2 separate regions of the Homo sapiens genome follow, and region 2 is linked to region 1. Evidence: read pairs that join two places in POLR2A ChIA-PET (ENCODE). Cell type or tissue: Panc1. All regions are shown on one strand. Each heading gives the region's core, and the rest is flanking DNA. Links, peaks and the distances in the headings are about the cores only.

Region 1 (8,326 bases), core at 254-8,253:
CTAAAATGCAACATTGCCACAACAATGCTAATAGAAGTGGCAAGAAGGCCTTAATCAGGACAATATATACTTTCTTCCTTTTTGCTCCATCATTAGATTTTAGAAGTGCACAGCCCCAGAGAAAGTAGTTTATAAATCCACCTAAATGACTTACAATAGATTTGTGTGTGTTTGTGTGTGCGTAATTGGGTCTTCTAGACTTACCTTGCATTTAGTTCCAAATCAGTGGGAAATCTTTAATCAAACCATTCAACAAATACATAACTAAAAACTTTTGAAACTTTTAGCAAATTATTACAATTATTAAAAACAAGATTGCAAACAGAAAGACTATTTAAATTTGTCACCACAAAAGTAAGAGAGGAACTGAGTAAAATGCATGATGTCTACCCCGTGTAGGAGAGTGACTTTGGAATTCTAAAATTTATTCCTGAAGTGTCTCAATGTGTGGAACAAATTTTGTAGAGCTCTTATTTTAATTGGATATATGTATAGTATGTATCAGAATGGAGTAAAATTGAAAAGGCCTATGACTTTTAACACCTAAATTTGACAAAATATTTAAAAGAATCATGCATGAAAAAAGCCTATTTGACCCAATTTGCCCTATAAAGACACTTAGGAAAGAAAGATCCTTTGGATTGAAGTCAGAACACAGGATCTGTGACAATATCTCGGTGAAATATTGACCTTTCCATTAGAAAAAATTGAAACTGTCTTGTCCTGAGCAGAGTTAGCTCATCCACAGATGCTCATTCATCTGACAACCTCAGGGTCTACGGAGAAGATTCCACTTAGCTGGTCGGCAAATTCAAATTCATTAGCCACAAAAATGTCTTCTTAAAGAAGTTTCTAGGCAATTTTATGAGAGATTAAAATAAGATAGCTCTGAAAATAATGCATTCTTCTGAAAAAATGCCACTAATGGTGATAGAATCAAATAAGGCTAAAAAACTGATTAAAGAATGTGACTAGGTATCAAGAATAATTATTCAGGCTGGGTACAGTGGCACCTGCCTGTAATCGCAGCACTTTAGGAGGCCAAAGTGGGAGAATCACTTGAGCCCAAGAGTTCAAGATCATCTTGGGCAACATGGCAGAATCCCTGTCTCTACAAAAAAATACCAAAATTAGCCGGGCATGCTGGTACGTGCCTGTAGTCCCAGCTACTGGAGAGGCTGAGATAGGAGAATTGTTTGAGCCCAAAAGACAGAGGTTGCAGTGAGCCGAGACCATGCCACTGCACTTCAGCCTGGGGACTCTATCTCAAAAAAAAAAAAAAAAAAAAAAGAATAATTATTCAGCTTGTAATTGTTTTTTAATATTCAGATAATCAATACAAAAAAGAAGATATTAGTTTTTTGCTTCAATGTAAACATGTTATTTTTCCCTTTTGAGAAAGCGTTTCTTGAGGGTTTCTTGAAAATTAAACATACAACTACCGCATGACCTCGTTGTTCTACTCCTAGATATTTGTCCAAGAGAAATGAAAATTTAAATTTAAATTTAATTTTTTTCTCTGCAACTACAATGTCTGCTTTATTAGAAATAAAAATTACATGTTACCACAGTATTCTGCCCTTGTCCTAATATGCAAAGATATTTCAGTGCAAATTTATTTTTCCCCAGCTTTATTGAGTTACAATTTATATCCAATAAAATCCACCCATTGTAATTTAGCAATTGGTAGCTGTAGTGTAACCATCACCACAATCAAGAAATAGAACATTTTTATCACTCTAAAAAGTTTTCTTTTGACCTTCCCCTGAGCCCTGACCCCAATTACTACTAATCTGGAAAGCATTTTTAAGGCTTTAAACAAGGTAATTGAGGTATAATTGCCATATAATAAACTATACATACTCAGAGTGTACAATTTGACATGTGTCGACACATGGGCATGTCCTGAAACCACCCCAACAACAAGACAGAAAGTATATGCCTCCTTCCATGCGCGGATATACCACGATGTGTTTATCCGTCTCGCCTGTTGATGGACATTTGGGTTGTTTCTAGTTTTGGCTATTACAAATAAAGCTGCTATGAACATTTATGCAAAAGTCTTCACTTGGGCACAGGCTTTCACTTCTCTTGAATAAATAGCTCTGAGTAGAACGATGGGGTCATGTGGTATTGTGTATTTAATTGCCAAGAATCTGTCAGTTTTCCAAAGTGCCTATACCATTTTACATTCCTAACCACAGGGTGTGAGAGCTCCAGTCTCTGCGGCGGCCCTCACTGTAGTTATTCTAAGCTATTTGTAGTAATAGCCATTGTAGTATATATGTATATATTTGACAGTGTCTCCCTTCTGTTGCCCAGCTGGAGTACAGTGGCACAGTCACTGCTTACTGCTGCCTTGACCTCCTAGGCTCAAGCGATACTCCCACCTTAGCTTCCTGAGGAGCCACGACCACAGCCTAGCACCACCACACCTGGCTAATTTTTTTTTTTTTTTTTTTTGTAGAAATGGGGTTTCATTCTGTTGCCCAGGCTGGTCTTGAACTCCTGGGCTCAAGTGATCCTCCTGCCTCAGCCTCCTGAGTAGCTAGGACCACAGGCTAGTTATATCATGCCTAGCTAATTTTGTTTATTATTTATTTATTTATTTTTGTAGAAACAGGAGTTCACTGTGCTCCCCAGGCTGGTCTGGAACTTCTGAATTAAAGTGATTCTCCCACCTTAACCTCCCAAAGTGCTGGAATTAGAGGCGTGAGCCACCTCCCCTGGCCAAACATTAATTGAATTAAGTCTTCCTGAAAGTGCTATTAAAAACCCAAGGAAAACTAGACATTAGAAATGTGAAACAATACCTTCGATGTTAATCAAAAGTGAAGGAACTAAGAACGGTCTTTTCTGTTACACAGGCTGCTCTTGAGGACACCAAGAATCTCACACTAACTGTTTTCTGCTTTCCTACCTTAGCCCACAGGAAAGGTCGCCCATCCTAAACACACCCTCTCCACAGCCTCCCAGTCAGCCCTGCCGCCCCCCGACAGTCTCACCTCTCCTCTGATGAAATTGCACAGAGATTGGATAACTGCCCTGTGGTTTTAAGTGGAAAATATGGCTTCCTGGTTGAACTTCAGACTGTTCTATGAGATAATAGACCCTTTTTCTCTGAATCTGGGTAATTCAATCCTGTCTATCCCCACGTGAAAGTCTGTCCAGTTGGAGAAATATTTAGTAGCCCCTGTGCTCTGCAGCTTAGTGAATTCCAGGGGCTGTGAGCTTTTGAGGGGTCTAAGCCCCCAGAGCTCAGAGCAGGCGCCATGCCTGTGACAATTCCTTAACACACTTGTGCCACTCTCAGAGAAATCCACTGTTGAAAGTCCATTTAGTGGTCAAGATGATGAGATGAGTAAAACTTGGAAAATTTTACTGCTGAATGACTAATGCATGTTTTTTACCAAGCTATTTTCCTCGTATCATGTTCAATTTTGACAACTGGGAAACTGTCTGCATTTGTATCAGAAGAAAGGAGAGAGACAAACAGGATTTCTTTCCATGAACATGCGCGCTGCCTTCCTTTCCGTTCTGTGACTCACGGATGTGCCGGCCAGCCTTCTGACGGAGGCCCTGAAATGGGGATATTGTGTTCCTGATGATAGGATCTGAGCACTCCGGGGGCCACGACGTGATTTGGATCAAGGGGGTCATTGTTCTTTGGGGGGTTTCCAGTGAGGCATGGGTTTTCTCACAACCCTGTGACTAAGCTGTGATAAGCTGCTGGCTCCCTGGGGAACCTGATAGGGTCTGGCCGTTTTGAACTTTGTGGATTTCTCTGGCTCTTCCTGGCCCTCTCCCACAGTACCCATAGGATGATTTCTTTCCTTTCTGCCTTTTTTTTCTTTACCTTTGCTGAAAAGACAGATTCAGTGAAAGCCTGTGTCTTGTTCTATTACCCAAAATGTTAGCATCCACCACACTCAGGGCACTCCCCGTGAGAAGCAGCCTCCTAACATGGGCTTGTCCCTGTCCCAGGGAACGTGCAGCCCTAGCTCTAACAATCTGCAGCATGAAGGGGGCTGGAATCTCTCCTCTGTAGTCGGTCTTTAGACACTCTTTGGAAATAATAAATATTGTGCAAAGAAAAGTGGATAAAAATTGCATTTTAGGGAGGGTATTGGAAGTGCCTCCCCCAGCCCAGGCACTTCCCTGCCAGGTCATTCTTTTTGGGCTAGTCATTGCTTTCCCCTTGAGGCAAATCCTCCTTGGATGGGCCTGTCCTGAGAGGGACTGAGGTCATTGGAAAGTGCTGGCTGGACTCAGCATCTGTGGTCCTTGGTGTCAGAGAGACCAGAGTTTGAGTGTGACCCAGCACATTCTGGCCATGCAACCTCTGCCAGGTTTAGATGATCCCACGTGGATTTCTCTTCTATAGTTAGTGACAGCAACAACCAACATGCAGGAGTTAGTTCTCAACTGTTTTGAAACGATGGTCACCTCCTTATCTCAGGTCAGACACTGTCTTGTTAACAAGCTCTCAGGAACCGGTGGTGGCATGTCAGAGACCGCTAGTTATCTCAGGGGCACGGCCTCTTGCTTTGACTATTTTCCATTGATGGGACATTTGACATCTCTGCCAGGGTTCATATTAACTTGAAGAAAATGGACAGTGATGCAACTGACTCTATCTGCTGGCAATACAGTTGAATTTGTCTTGTCGAGATGCTGATAGCTTACTGAACAATAGATCATCACCCAACAGGGACTGTTTTATTGCACCCTAGGGCCCTGTGATCTGGCAACATCCTTCCAGCATGCCTTCTGTCAGAGACTGTAGTCTTTCATTCTTTTTCTACTTTTTGAACCAGCTCTGCCACCATGCTGGCTTCCATACTGAGTTCCATAAACCATTGACAGATGCTCCTGTTACATAAGAGTCATACTTTTAACTTGTAAAAAATTCAACCTCAGCAAGGGCATCATTCTACCCCCACACCTTTTCAATCTCTGCTGCCTCCCTCACGTCTTCTTTTCTCCACCCTCACATCCTAGAAAATCCATCCAGTCGACTAGGAGCAGTAGCTCACACCTGTAATCCTAGCACTTTGGGAGGCTGAGGTGGGTGGATCACCTGAGGTCAGGAGTTTGAGACCAGCCTGGCCAACATGGTAAAACTCCATCTCTACTAAAAATACACAAAATTAGCCAGCTATGGTGGTGGGCACCTGTAATCCCAGCTACTCGAGAGGCTGAGGCAGGAGAATCGCTTGAACCCAGGAGGCAGAGGTTGCAGTGAGCCAAGATCGCACCATTGCACTCCAGCTTGGGGGACAAGAGCAAAACTCCGTCTCAAAAAAAAAAAAAAAAGAAAAGAAAAGAAAAGAAAATCCATCTAGTCCCAAGACTTTAGGTACCTAGATGCTGACTACAAAATAGACCCATCTCTAGGATGGAGAGCGCTCCACCTCCATGGCTGTATGGCTCCCCCAGACCTCTCGACTTGCGTAGCTGTTCGTGTCTTAAGAGCATCCACATTGAACTCATCCCAGCTGAGCTCCTGGCTGCCTCCCGCACCTGCAGCAATCTTTCTCCTTAGCTCTGCAGTGGAAATGCCACTCTTCTGGTTGGTCCAGCTGAGGCCTGAGAGGGACCAGGGGGTGACAAACACCCTGGAACTTCACAGCTGGAAGCAACACTCATTTCACTTGCTCCGTCTCTCCACTGCACTGCTTCTAGCCTGTTAGTGTTCTCGGTTTCCTGAACATTGCAGGCATGATCCTGCCTCAGCACCCTTGGCCCCCCTCACAGTCTATATCAAATGTGTTGGGAATTCCTAGTGGCTCCACTTCAACTGTCCCCACCTAGGCACCTCTCTCTCTCCCCTCCACGCCACCCTGGGCCACGTCTCCATCAGGCTCTCACCTGTGTCCTGGCCACAGCCCCCACCTGGTCTTGAGTGCCCTGCCCCATTCACAGGGATTCTCTGAGCACACCTCTGCTCTAAGCCATTTCTCCAGTGGCTTCCAACTTCATGCAAAGCAAGAGCCAAAGTCCTTTCAACAGTCTACAGAGCCCTATATTCACTGTTCTCAACAGTAGAGAGCCAGAGAGCTGGCAGCGTGAGGAACCCCAGAATCCCTGCCAGCGTGGTTCGGAGGCAGCAGGCCTGGGGTGGGCCTGATAACTGGCATTTCTACCGGGTCTCCAGGCAAGGCTCTGCTGCTGGGCCTTGCCCTCCGTGATCTGTGCTCCCGGCCCCCGGGAACCACACGTGGAGGCGAAAGCAACTCCAGCTTGGATGCCAACCCACCATGCTGACTTTGAATAGACCCCAGTTCCGGAAGGCCTCTATGATTTCTAAGTTATCTGCTGTTTGTTGTGTAAGAGCACCCACTTAAATCTCACCCTTAGGTCAAAACAACCTTGACCATAACTCCTGTCCTTAGGCAAATTCACATAGCATTCTTGCATATGTGAAATTTCCCTACAATTGTCCTACACCTTCCTTCTGGCACTGTGTAAGTCTGAGGAGTAATGGGGATCCACCATCTAGTCTTGCTGCTGACAGAGATATAGACATGGCTTCTGTTCACACGTTCCTGTTAAATGTTTCTTTCTGGATTACCACGGTGGCTCACACCTATAGTCCCAGCTCCTAGGGAGGCGGAGGCTAGAGGATCACTTGAGCCCAGGAGTTTAACTCGGCAGTGAGCTATGATTGAGCCACTACACTCCAGCCTGGGTGACAGAGCAAGACCCTGTCTCTAAAAAAATTAATGAATAAATAAATATTTCTTTCTAAGAAACTGGATTTTTCAGCCTCTTTCTTCAGCCTCTCAGCTTCCTCAGACTTTGGAGGTAGGTTTGCATAGACCTGCCCACTGCAGAACACACATCTTGAACATTCATGCCCTTACACAGTCCTCTCCCCCTAAATGTGGTGGACCCTGGGACTCACTTTAATTAATTAAATGTGGCAGAAGTGGTGCTGTGCCACTTATGGGCCTAAGCCTTGAGAAGACTTGGCAGCCTCCACTTTTGCACTCTTGGGAGCTCTGAACCACCACATAAGAAGGCCAGCTATCCTGCCAAAAGTTTCATGGAGAGAACACACAGAAAGGCCACAGAAGGGAGAGAGGCCCTGGGACCACATGGAGAGACATAGAGAGAGAAATCCAGTCATCCCAGCACCCCCATTCTGGCCAGCCCAGCTGACATCCCAGCTAACAGCAGCCACATGGAGGGCCACCAGCAAGACCAGCAGAAGAGCCGCCCAGACGAGCCCAGCCCAGATTGCAGACTCATGAAGAAATAAAATGGGTTGTTTTCAGCTGTGCAGTGTGGGGGTAGTTTGTCATTTCTGCTTCTTCTCTGACCTCAGGTCACATGCCTTTTGCTGTTGTCAAACGCCACAAGCACAGTCCTGCTTTAGGACTTTTGCACTTACTGGTCTCCCAGCCTAACCTTCTTTTCTCCCAGCTACCTGCTTGGGGTGTTCCCACACCTCTTTAGGCCTCTGCTCAAATCTCACCTGAATACCCAATTTAAAATTCTGACCCTCTCAATCTCTCTCCCCAGCTTCATCTTTTCCAAAGGACTTACTACCATAGGAGGCTTCCCAGATTTACCTGCTTATTTCTTTGTGTCTGTCTCCCCTTGTCGAGAATGTGAATTCCTTGAGGTGAGTCCTTTCGCAGGGTCTAGAGTATGCATGGCACATTATAGGTACTCAGCAAAAAATATATTAGGAAGGAAGGAAAGAAAGAGGGAGAGAGGGAGGGAAGAGAAGAGGGAAGTAAGGAGAAACAAAAGAGGGAGAGAAGGCTGGGTGCAGTGGCTCACACCTATAATCCCAGCACTTTTGGAGGCTGAGGTGAGTGGATCACTTGAGGTCAGGAGTTTGACAGCAGCCCGGCCAACATGGTGAAACCCATCTCTACTAAAAATACAAAAATTAGCCCGGTGTGGTGGCACCCGCCTATAATCCCAGCTACTCAGGAGGCTGAGACAAGAGAATCGCATGAACCCAGGAGGTGGAGGTTGCAGTGAGCCGAGATCGTGCCACTGAACTCCAGCCTGGGCGACAGACCAAGAGTCCATTTCAGAAAAAAATAAAAAATAAAAAATAAGAAAAGAGGGAGAGAGGGAGGAAGAGAGGAGGGAAAGAAGAGAGAAGGAAAGACACGAAGGCAGAGCAGAAAAAGGAAGGGAAGAAGGGACGAAGGCCAGCCCACTTCGTAAGTGGGTTGTTATAGAAAACACCTGGCAGGCTGCCCAGCACATCATAGAAGACCCATAAAGCAAAGCGTCCCACTCCACAGATCCCCTTGGTGAGGATCGAGGTGGACAGTGAGGGAACTGAGGGCAGGGAGGCAGA
Region 2 (8,326 bases), core at 86-8,085, 190 kb before region 1:
AGGGAGGAGAGCGGCCAAACCCTGTGGGGGAGGGAGGAGAGTGGGCGAGGGCTGTGGGTGCCCAGGTGTCCCTGAGAAGGGAGAGTCCCAGGAGGGATGAGAGCGGGTGAAGGCTGTGGGTGTCCTGGCGTCCCTGGGCCACCTGTCAGCCCCTCGTCCTGGTCAGATGCCCACAAGCGCAGCAGGAAGAGTCAGGAGAATGGGGGTGTTTGGTGCTTGGAGTGGGGCTCCCTGAGTGTGGAGTTCCCTTTCTAGGGCAGGTGAACAGCAAGAGCAAACATCCTTTGTGTTCCTAAATAGAGCGGGAGGGTGGTGGAGGTCAGAGTCATAACAGACACAGGCGTGGAGTCGCCCGGGCAGCACGTCGGGGGCTCGGCATCTGTGGACTCTGCGCTGGGCCATCTCACTCACGGCGTGTCCCTCTGACCAGGTGGACGGCGAGTACAGGTACCGCTGCGGCACTTGTGAGAAGACCTTCCGCATCGAGAGCGCGCTGGAGTTCCACAACTGCAGGACAGGTGAGGGCGCCGGTCACGTCTCCCCTCGGCCGCTGTGCGGTACGGATTCTAGATACGCCGCGGAGACCGTGGAACTTTAGGCCAAAGTAAAGATTGTTTTCATGAATAGACAGCCTCACTTTTAACATTTCCCTCTGTCCATTTTGCTTCAAAGCAGTTGTTACCCTAAAGATACACAGATGGAAACTTTCCAGTAAAAAGGGATTGATTTTCTTCCTGCATTTGTCAGCCGAGCTGCGTATGGCCCCACACTGAGAGCATTGTAAAGCCGGGGTCCGTTCTGGCTAAAAACAGGGAGCAGCAGTGTCCAATGTTTTCTAGGGCCGTCTGAGGAAGAAAGGAAAAGATCAGGATAATGGCTGGAGGAGTGTGAGCGCTCCTCGCTTGCTTGCAAAGGTTGTTCCTAACCGCGAGCCCTCCTCCATCCACATCTCCTGCGGCGTCCAGGGTGGAACGGGGTTGCCCCTGCACGCATTCTTTTTGTTCTGAGCCTGCTTGTGTGCACCAGCTTCCAAAAATAAAGCATTTTCCTTGTGTGAGGCCTGAAGCCGGGTGTGCCTGGACCAGCCTGTAGTGGAGAGGTGGCCTCTTCGGGCCTGGGGGGCGTCTGAGGCCCCTGTCTCTCTGGCCGAATTTGCTGCTGGCAAGTAAACAGACCAAAGGAAAGCCAAGGCCGTCCTGCCGGCTGCGCTTCTCCACGTGGCCCGAGGACGCCCCTGTATTCTGCAGTGATGACGTGCACCCTCTGGGATGTGGGAGTCACACCTTCCCCATTCCCAGTGGTGGGTGGCACTGGAGGCCCAAGCAGTGGGGGTCCCCAGCGGGGCACAGAGGGGTGAGTCACTGTTGCCTTTGTGTCCCCCTCTCTCTAGGACTCATAGCACACCCTGGAGAGGGGGGGCCCGGCGGCAGTCGGCTTAGAGACCTACCAGGTTAGCCTTCGACGCCCACCCCGTCCTTGTCCGCCTGCTCTGTGTCTGTCACTTGCATCTCTGTGTTGTTCTTGTTAAGGTGCCACCCGCCCCTGTGTTGAGAACAGGGCACCTGCAGCAGCGGACTCCCAGGGGCTCTGACCAGGGCTGTCGCACATGGGCCATGTGAGAGGCCCTGCTCCCTTGCCGTAGCTGCTGGGCGCGGGGGGCCCTTGGTGGGGTTGGCTAGTTCTACTCTGAGGGCTCCTATTTGAAACCAGGGTTTGGTTCTTCCTCCCTGATGCCTTCTTCCTGGGGTTGGACTGTTCTGAGGGGCAGGAATGAGTCATGTTTTGCCTAAGCTTTAGCAGCTCTGAAGGATCCATGTCTGGCATGAGGTGGCCTCCAGAAGCTTCTGGATGAATTTCCAGTGTGCCGCACCTCCTGCATTTTAAGCCCTCCTATCACAAGAATTCCCAAGAAACCTGGGGCACAGTCCCCTGAAGACTTCCACTTAACGCAGCCCCGGCCAGACAGATGAACCTTCATCTTGTTTGCGAACCTCCCCTTGGGGTCCCCGCAGTCCTGCAGGAGTGTAGCAGGCGAGGGTTTCGGGGTTCCCAAGAGTGATGCTACCAGCTAAGGCGCTCTGGTGAGGCAGACTCAAGGTTGAGGAAGAGGCATTGCCCTCTGATATTTTCAACTATTTCTCTGGACCCAAATAAAACAAAGTACTAGAAGCGGCTAAGGCAGCAGCAGCTTCCTGTCAGCCAGAGGTGCTGTTAGGCCAGGTGCTGGCCTTTGTTAGTCACCTAGAACCCGCAGAGCGCCAGGGACCTGCATCGCACCACCTCTTCCCCTGAGATGTTCTAGTTTCAAAGGTTACCCGTTTTAGACTGAACAGAAAGGATAAAAACCTTGAAATGGAGCTTGTTTGCATAATATATGATTTGCATGCTCTTATACTTATTTATAGTATTGAAGTTAAGAGAATGTGTATCTTCCTTAGACAATTAAACCAAGAATTTGTACCAAGAATTAAACCAAGAATGTGGGAGTCACGCCTTCCCCATTCCCAGTGGTGGGTGGCACTGGAGGCCCAAGCAGTGGGGGTCCCCAGCGGGGCACAGAGGGATGGGTCACTGTTGCCTTTGTGTCACCCTCTCTCGAGGACTCATAGCACACCCTGGAGAGGGGTGTGGGGGGCAGTTTTAAAATGTTACAGTCTTGTGGGTTTTTCTGAAGCTCCCTCCATGGGACCTGTTGTGGTGCCTGTCCCTTGTGGTGTGACCAGGTGCTGGTGTAACTCATCTTCGTGTTCCTTGTGCTGTGTCTGACCATAAGTACTGTGCTACGGAATAGCAAAGGCTCACGTCCAGGCCCTCAGGCAAAATGCGGCCCACCAGCCTCCCCCAATAATCCCCTCTCCATCCCCAGGTGCCCTGCACCCCTCTCCCTTCGTCAGACCCCAGTAGGCAGCTGTTCTCAGTGGCTCATTTATTCAGACATAAACCTAGATCCCCTCGGCGCAGGGTTATTGGAGGGAGAAGCATTGTTGGGACCCAGTGCCCCTGTGGGTTCCTGAACTGGCAGTGAGTGGGTGGCTGCGGGAGAAGCCACCCTCGGCTTGGCAGAGTTGTCCGGGACAGCTGGGGAGTGGCCTGAAGTAGGTTCTCTTTCCATGGTCACGAGGGGCTTGTGAGGGAGAAAGCTGAAGCTCTTGGCAGCACCATTGCCTTCCACGGGGCGGCAGGACTAGTGGAGCCACCTGCCCAGGAGGGGGTGCTCATGGGTGCTGATTTGCACCTGCCTGGGAGGGGGGCTCACTTGTATTGGTTGGTACCTGCCTGGGAAGGAGGCTCACCTGTGCTCTTTAGCACCTGCCCGGGAGGGAGGCTCACCTGTGCTCTTTAGTGCCTGGCTGGGAGGGAGGCTCACCTATGCTGTTCAGGAGGCCCAGGTTGAGGGGAGTGTGGCAATCCAATGCCACAGCACTGTAAAGGTGTGGCCTATGGTGATCCGTTGCCACAGCACTGTAAAGGTGTGGCCTGTGGTGATCTGATGCCACAGTGCTGTAAGGTGTGGCCTGTGGTGATCCGATGCCACAGCGCTGTAAGGTGTGGCCTCTGGTGATCTGATGCCACAGTGCTGTAAAGGTGTGGCCTGTGGTGATCCGATGCCACAGTGCTGTAAGGTGTGGCCTGTGGCAATCTGATGCCACAGCGCTGTAAGGTGTGGCCTTTCACAAAGCGCTTGGCTCTAGTGGTCCCATTCCTAAGAATTCATGATAAAGAGATTTGACAGAAGAAAAAAATCTGCATTACTAAAGATTCCATCACTAAATTATCTACAGTGTCAAAAATAGCAAAGTGAGTTTTGAGAAGTGAGCTGGATGGAATATCACGTAGCCATTAAAGTGATCATGAAAACGTCCAGCACTGTAAACACGCACGCCTCAGACGCAGTGTGTGAAGGACACATACCATGCGGTCGTGTGGATCCGGACAGAGCCCATCAAATCTTAAGCCAAAACGAAACTGAGGGCAGTGGCTGTATGGATAATGTTTCACTTTATAGAAGGAAGGCAAGCAGTATGTTAGGCTGGGACTCAGCGTAGCATCTGTCACGGTGCTCCTCTTATGGCCCAGGTGAGGCTGGCTCTGGGCTGAGGTCACGCTGCAGGTGGGGTGGGATGTGGGCAGAGAAGCCTCGCACAGGGCCACCTCTACTGTGTTCAGCCCTGGCAGAGGCCACCTCCCACTGTCCTGCCGTGGTTGGAGCTGTGGGAGGGGACTGTCCCCTCCCAGCGCTTCCCCTGTCCTGAGGGTGGCACCCATGGGGCATAGATTTCCCCACTGCTGTCTCCTGTCTTCGCTGTCGGCCATGCCTTGTCCATTCCCAGCTGGGAGGAGTTGAGAGCGCCTGGCTCTCCCGGGGGAGGTTGTCTGCTTCCCTCACCCCCAACCTGGGCTGCACATTGGGATCACCTGAGTGAGGCCAGACACATGCGGAGGCCCAAGGCCCACCCCAGAGAGTCTCATTTTGTGAGCCCTGGCCAGTGAATCTCTACCTGGCGGGGGTGGAGAGTGGAGGGCGTTTGCCCCAAGGGACGCTGTCGGCAATGTCTGCAGACACCTTGGTGGGGAGGGGTGCTCCTGGCACCTACTGGGTGGAAGCCCGGTATCTGCTCAGCATCCCACGGTGCACAGGGTGGCCCACAACAAAGGATCTGGCCCAAAACGCTGAGGCAGGGAAACCCTAGACAGGGGGACCCTGAGACACTCTGTGGCGGCTCCCTCGGGCAGCAGAGAGGGACAGGCGCAGGGCGGCTGCTTTGCACAAATGGCAGCTTTCAGTGCAGTTTTGGGGATTTGTATATTTGGCAAACACTGAGCCTGGGAGCTGGTCCATGGGTGAGAGCCCAGGGGCCCAGAAGTGCAGTCTGCTCTGGTGCCCCGCTCCTGGGTCACCCAGCTGTCATGTCCTCCCACGTTGGCGACACAGGGAGGAGAATGCAGCTCTGCTGGGCCCCGGGGTCGCCGTCAACTGGTGAGACATCTGATGGATGGGGGCAGGGCGAGGGGACCTGGGGCTGCTGCTGCAGGGTGAGGGACTGGGCAGTGAGGACCCCCGAGGTGCCTGTGTGAGAGTCAGAGGGACAGATGGCACTGGGGGGCTGTCAGTGTCCTGGGCGGAGCCGAAACCACAGTTTGACTGGCTACCTTCCAGGAGGGGCTGGAGATGAGGTCTGGGATGCAGGGATATAGGTGTTTCTGGAAGCTTCATGGACTGTGTGTGGCTGTGTGTTTCTGTGGTGTGTGGATGTATTTGTGTGGTATGTGGATGTATTTGTGTGGTGTGTGTTTAGTATTTGTGTGGTGTGTGTGTTGAGTATTTCTGTGGTGTGTTTGTGTGTATGTGGTGTGTGTTGAATATGAGGTGTGTGGTGTGTGTGTTGAGTGTATTTGTGGTATGTGTGATTTGTGTGTATTCGTGTGTGGTGTGTATTTGGTGTGGNGTATTATGTGTGTGTGGTATGTGTTCAGTGTGTGTGTGGTGTATGTGTGTGGTATGTGTTCAGTGTGTATTTGGTGTGTGTGATATGTGATTGTGTATTTATGTGTGGTGTGTGTATTTGGTGTGCTGAGCGTATGTGTTTGTATGTTGTGTGTGTATTTGTGTGTGGGTTGTGTGTGGTGTATGTGTTGAGTATGTGTTGTGTGGGGCATGTATGTGGATGTGTGTGTTGAGTGTGTATTTGTGTGGGGGGTGTGTGTGTGGTGTGTNTTGAGTGTGTGGTGTGATTGTGGTTTGTGTTGAATGTGTGTATTTGTGTTGGGGGTATGTTGAATGTGTGTGTTGTGTGTGTATTTGTGTGGGGTGTGTGTTGAATGTGTATTTTTGTGTGTGGTGTGTGTTGAGTTTGTGGTGTATGTTGAGTATGTATGTGGTGTGTGTGTTGAATGTGTGGGTGTACGTTGTATGATTGTATATTTCTGTGGTGTGTTGAGTATGTGTGTTTGTGTAGTATGTGTTGAGTGTATGTTTATGTGGTGTGTGTTGACTGTGTATTTGTGTAGTATGTGATTGGGTATTTGGGGTGAGTGGTGTGTGTTGAATGTATATTTGTGTGTGGTGTGTGTTGAGTGTGTGTGTATGTGGTATGTGATAATGTATATGGTGTGTGTTGAATGTGTGTATGTGGGGTGTGTGTGGTGTATGTTGAGTGTATCTGTGTGGTGTGATTATATGTGTGTGGTGTGTTGAATGTGTGTGTATGTGGTATAGTGCATTTATGTGGGGCTCGTGTGTGTGGTATGAGTACATTTNTGTGGTGTGTGTATATTTGGGGTGTATGTGTGGTATGTGTTGAATGTATTTGTGGTGTGTATTGAGTGCAGGTGTATTTGTGTGGTGTGTGATAGTGTATGTGGTGTGTGTTGAATGTCTGTTTGTGGGTTGTGTATGTGGTGTATGTTGAGTGTATCTGTGTGGTGTGTGATTATATGTGTGTGATGTGTTGAATGTGTATGTGGTGTAATTGTGCATTTGTGTGGGGCTTGCATCTGTGGTGTGTTGAGTATTTGTGGCTTCTGTGTGTGGTGTTATTTGTGTATTGTGTGTGTAGTTTATGTTGAATATGTGTGTATTTGTGGTGTGTGTGATTGTGTATTTGTGGGGCATGTGTTTTTGTGTGGTGTGTTGAGTATATTATTTGTGTGGTATGTGATTGTGTATTTGTGTGGGGCATGTGTGTGTGTGTGATGTGTGTTGGGTGTGTATGTATTTGCATAGTGTGTGATGGTGTGTGTGACATGTATGTGTATGTGTGTGTGGTGTGTGTATGTGGTGTGTGTGATTGTGTATTTGTGTATTTGTGTGGGGCATGTGTGTGTGGTATGTTGAGTGTGGTGTGTGTGATTGTGTATTTCTGTGGGGCGTGTGTGTGTGGTGTGTGTATGGTGTGTGTGATTGTGCATTTGGGTGGGGCGTGTGTGTGTAGTGTGTATGTGGTGTGTGTGGTTGTGTATTTGTGTGGGGCATGTGTGCGTGGTGTGTGTATGTGGTGTGTGTGATTGTGTATTTGTGTGGGGGGTGTGTGTTGAGTGTGTTTGTATTTGTGTGGTGTGTGATTGTGTGTGTGCTGAGGAGGATTTGGGTGAAGGGGGGAATATGGGCACATTGATGCCCGCCCACGGGGAAGGAGTTGGGAGGGGCCAACACCAGGGATCCTGGGGGCAGGGGCGGCCACATTGGTCGGGTGGTCAGTTGCTCGGGTGGTTGGTTGGTTGGTTGGTAGGTAGGTCATTCTATCTGTCAGTCAGTCATGCTGGGTGGAGGGTGCAGGCCCAGGGGAAGCTTTGGACTGGGCAGCTTTCCTGACGGAAGTGGAGTCATCGTCCCCAGGTGCTGTGGGGCAGGGTGGCCCGGGAGGGAGGCGGCTGGCGTTGCTTGGTGATGAAAGGTGAGCTCCGTGTCTGCTTTTCAAGCACCGGGGTTCCCGTCTCTGCATCGTGAGTTCCTGGGGTAGACAGTGTATGACACACAGGTGCTGTTTTCTTCCTGGCCACGCATCCCCGTGACTCTCATGCCCGTCACCCGCGCTTTATTGACGTTCAGGCCACACGTGCGTGCCTGCGTGAGATGTTATTTACCTCAAAATCGTTGTGTGTTTGTTTGCTCTCTGGACAGATGACAAGACGTTCCAATGTGAGATGTGTTTCAGATTCTTCTCCACCAACAGCAACCTCTCCAAGCACAAGAAGAAGCACGGCGACAAGAAGTTTGCCTGTGAGGTCTGCAGCAAGATGTTCTACCGCAAGGACGTCATGCTGGACCACCAGCGCCGGCACCTGGAAGGTGAGGCCGCCTGCGCACCTGCTGCGGGCGGGGAGAGGCAGCTCCTGCGGGGTGGGGCAGGGCGGCATGGAGCAGTCAGCAGGGCCTTTGGGGAGCAGTTCGGTGCCGCCTGCTCCTTTGCCTGGAAACGCCCGCCATCCGATGGGCTCATCCTCTTCTGAGAACCTGTCTCAGGAGAGTAAGTTGCTGAGACACAGGTGTCAGACCTGCTGTGCGCAAGGAGAAACAGCTGGAAATACCCTAAATGTTCCACACTGGGGAAGGAGCTAAGAAAACTGGACGATTTGTGGGGTCCAGTGTTTCACTGTCATTAGAAGTGTTTTTTCAAAGATACTAGATATTGTGAAAAATGCTTTCAATATGACAGAAAGTGGGAAAAACCAGTATAAGAGCAACTAAGAGCAGCAGCCCTTCATACACCTTTTCATTAAAATTTGGAAAAAATTATTTTATAATTACAAATGAAGCATATGCTTGTTGAAAAGAAGATGTGAGACCACAAAGTCCTGTGTAAAGTAGAACCCTCCTGGGCATGGT

The links. Peaks named below come from ENCODE experiments on the same cell type or tissue, not always from the same donor. Only the 100,000 strongest peaks of a DNase experiment are listed, where the experiment ranks them.
Region 2: POLR2A ChIA-PET joins it to region 1 with 7 read pairs; 2 of 35 experiments call an interaction of 5 or more read pairs at or near these places.

Annotation. Positions count from the first base shown.
Region 1 is chr21:41,637,313-41,645,638 of GRCh38, reverse strand. LOC105372812 (a long non-coding RNA gene) reads right to left here and starts at 7,758. Exons shown (of 2, transcript XR_937741.1): 1 at 7,578-7,758; 2 at 3,852-4,872. In Panc1, for the core only: no CTCF peak of the experiment used is centred there; no DNase peak of the experiment used is centred there; H3K27ac peaks cover 7,641 bases.
Region 2 is chr21:41,827,629-41,835,954 of GRCh38, reverse strand. It overlaps PRDM15 (PR/SET domain 15), which reads left to right. Exons shown (of 24, transcript NM_001040424.3): 11 at 431-518; 12 at 7,622-7,789. Among named protein-coding and RNA genes, the nearest start is that of PRDM15, 48 kb to the left of the region's middle. RefSeq lists enhancers at 1,507-1,626, 2,407-2,476. In Panc1, for the core only: no CTCF peak of the experiment used is centred there; no DNase peak of the experiment used is centred there.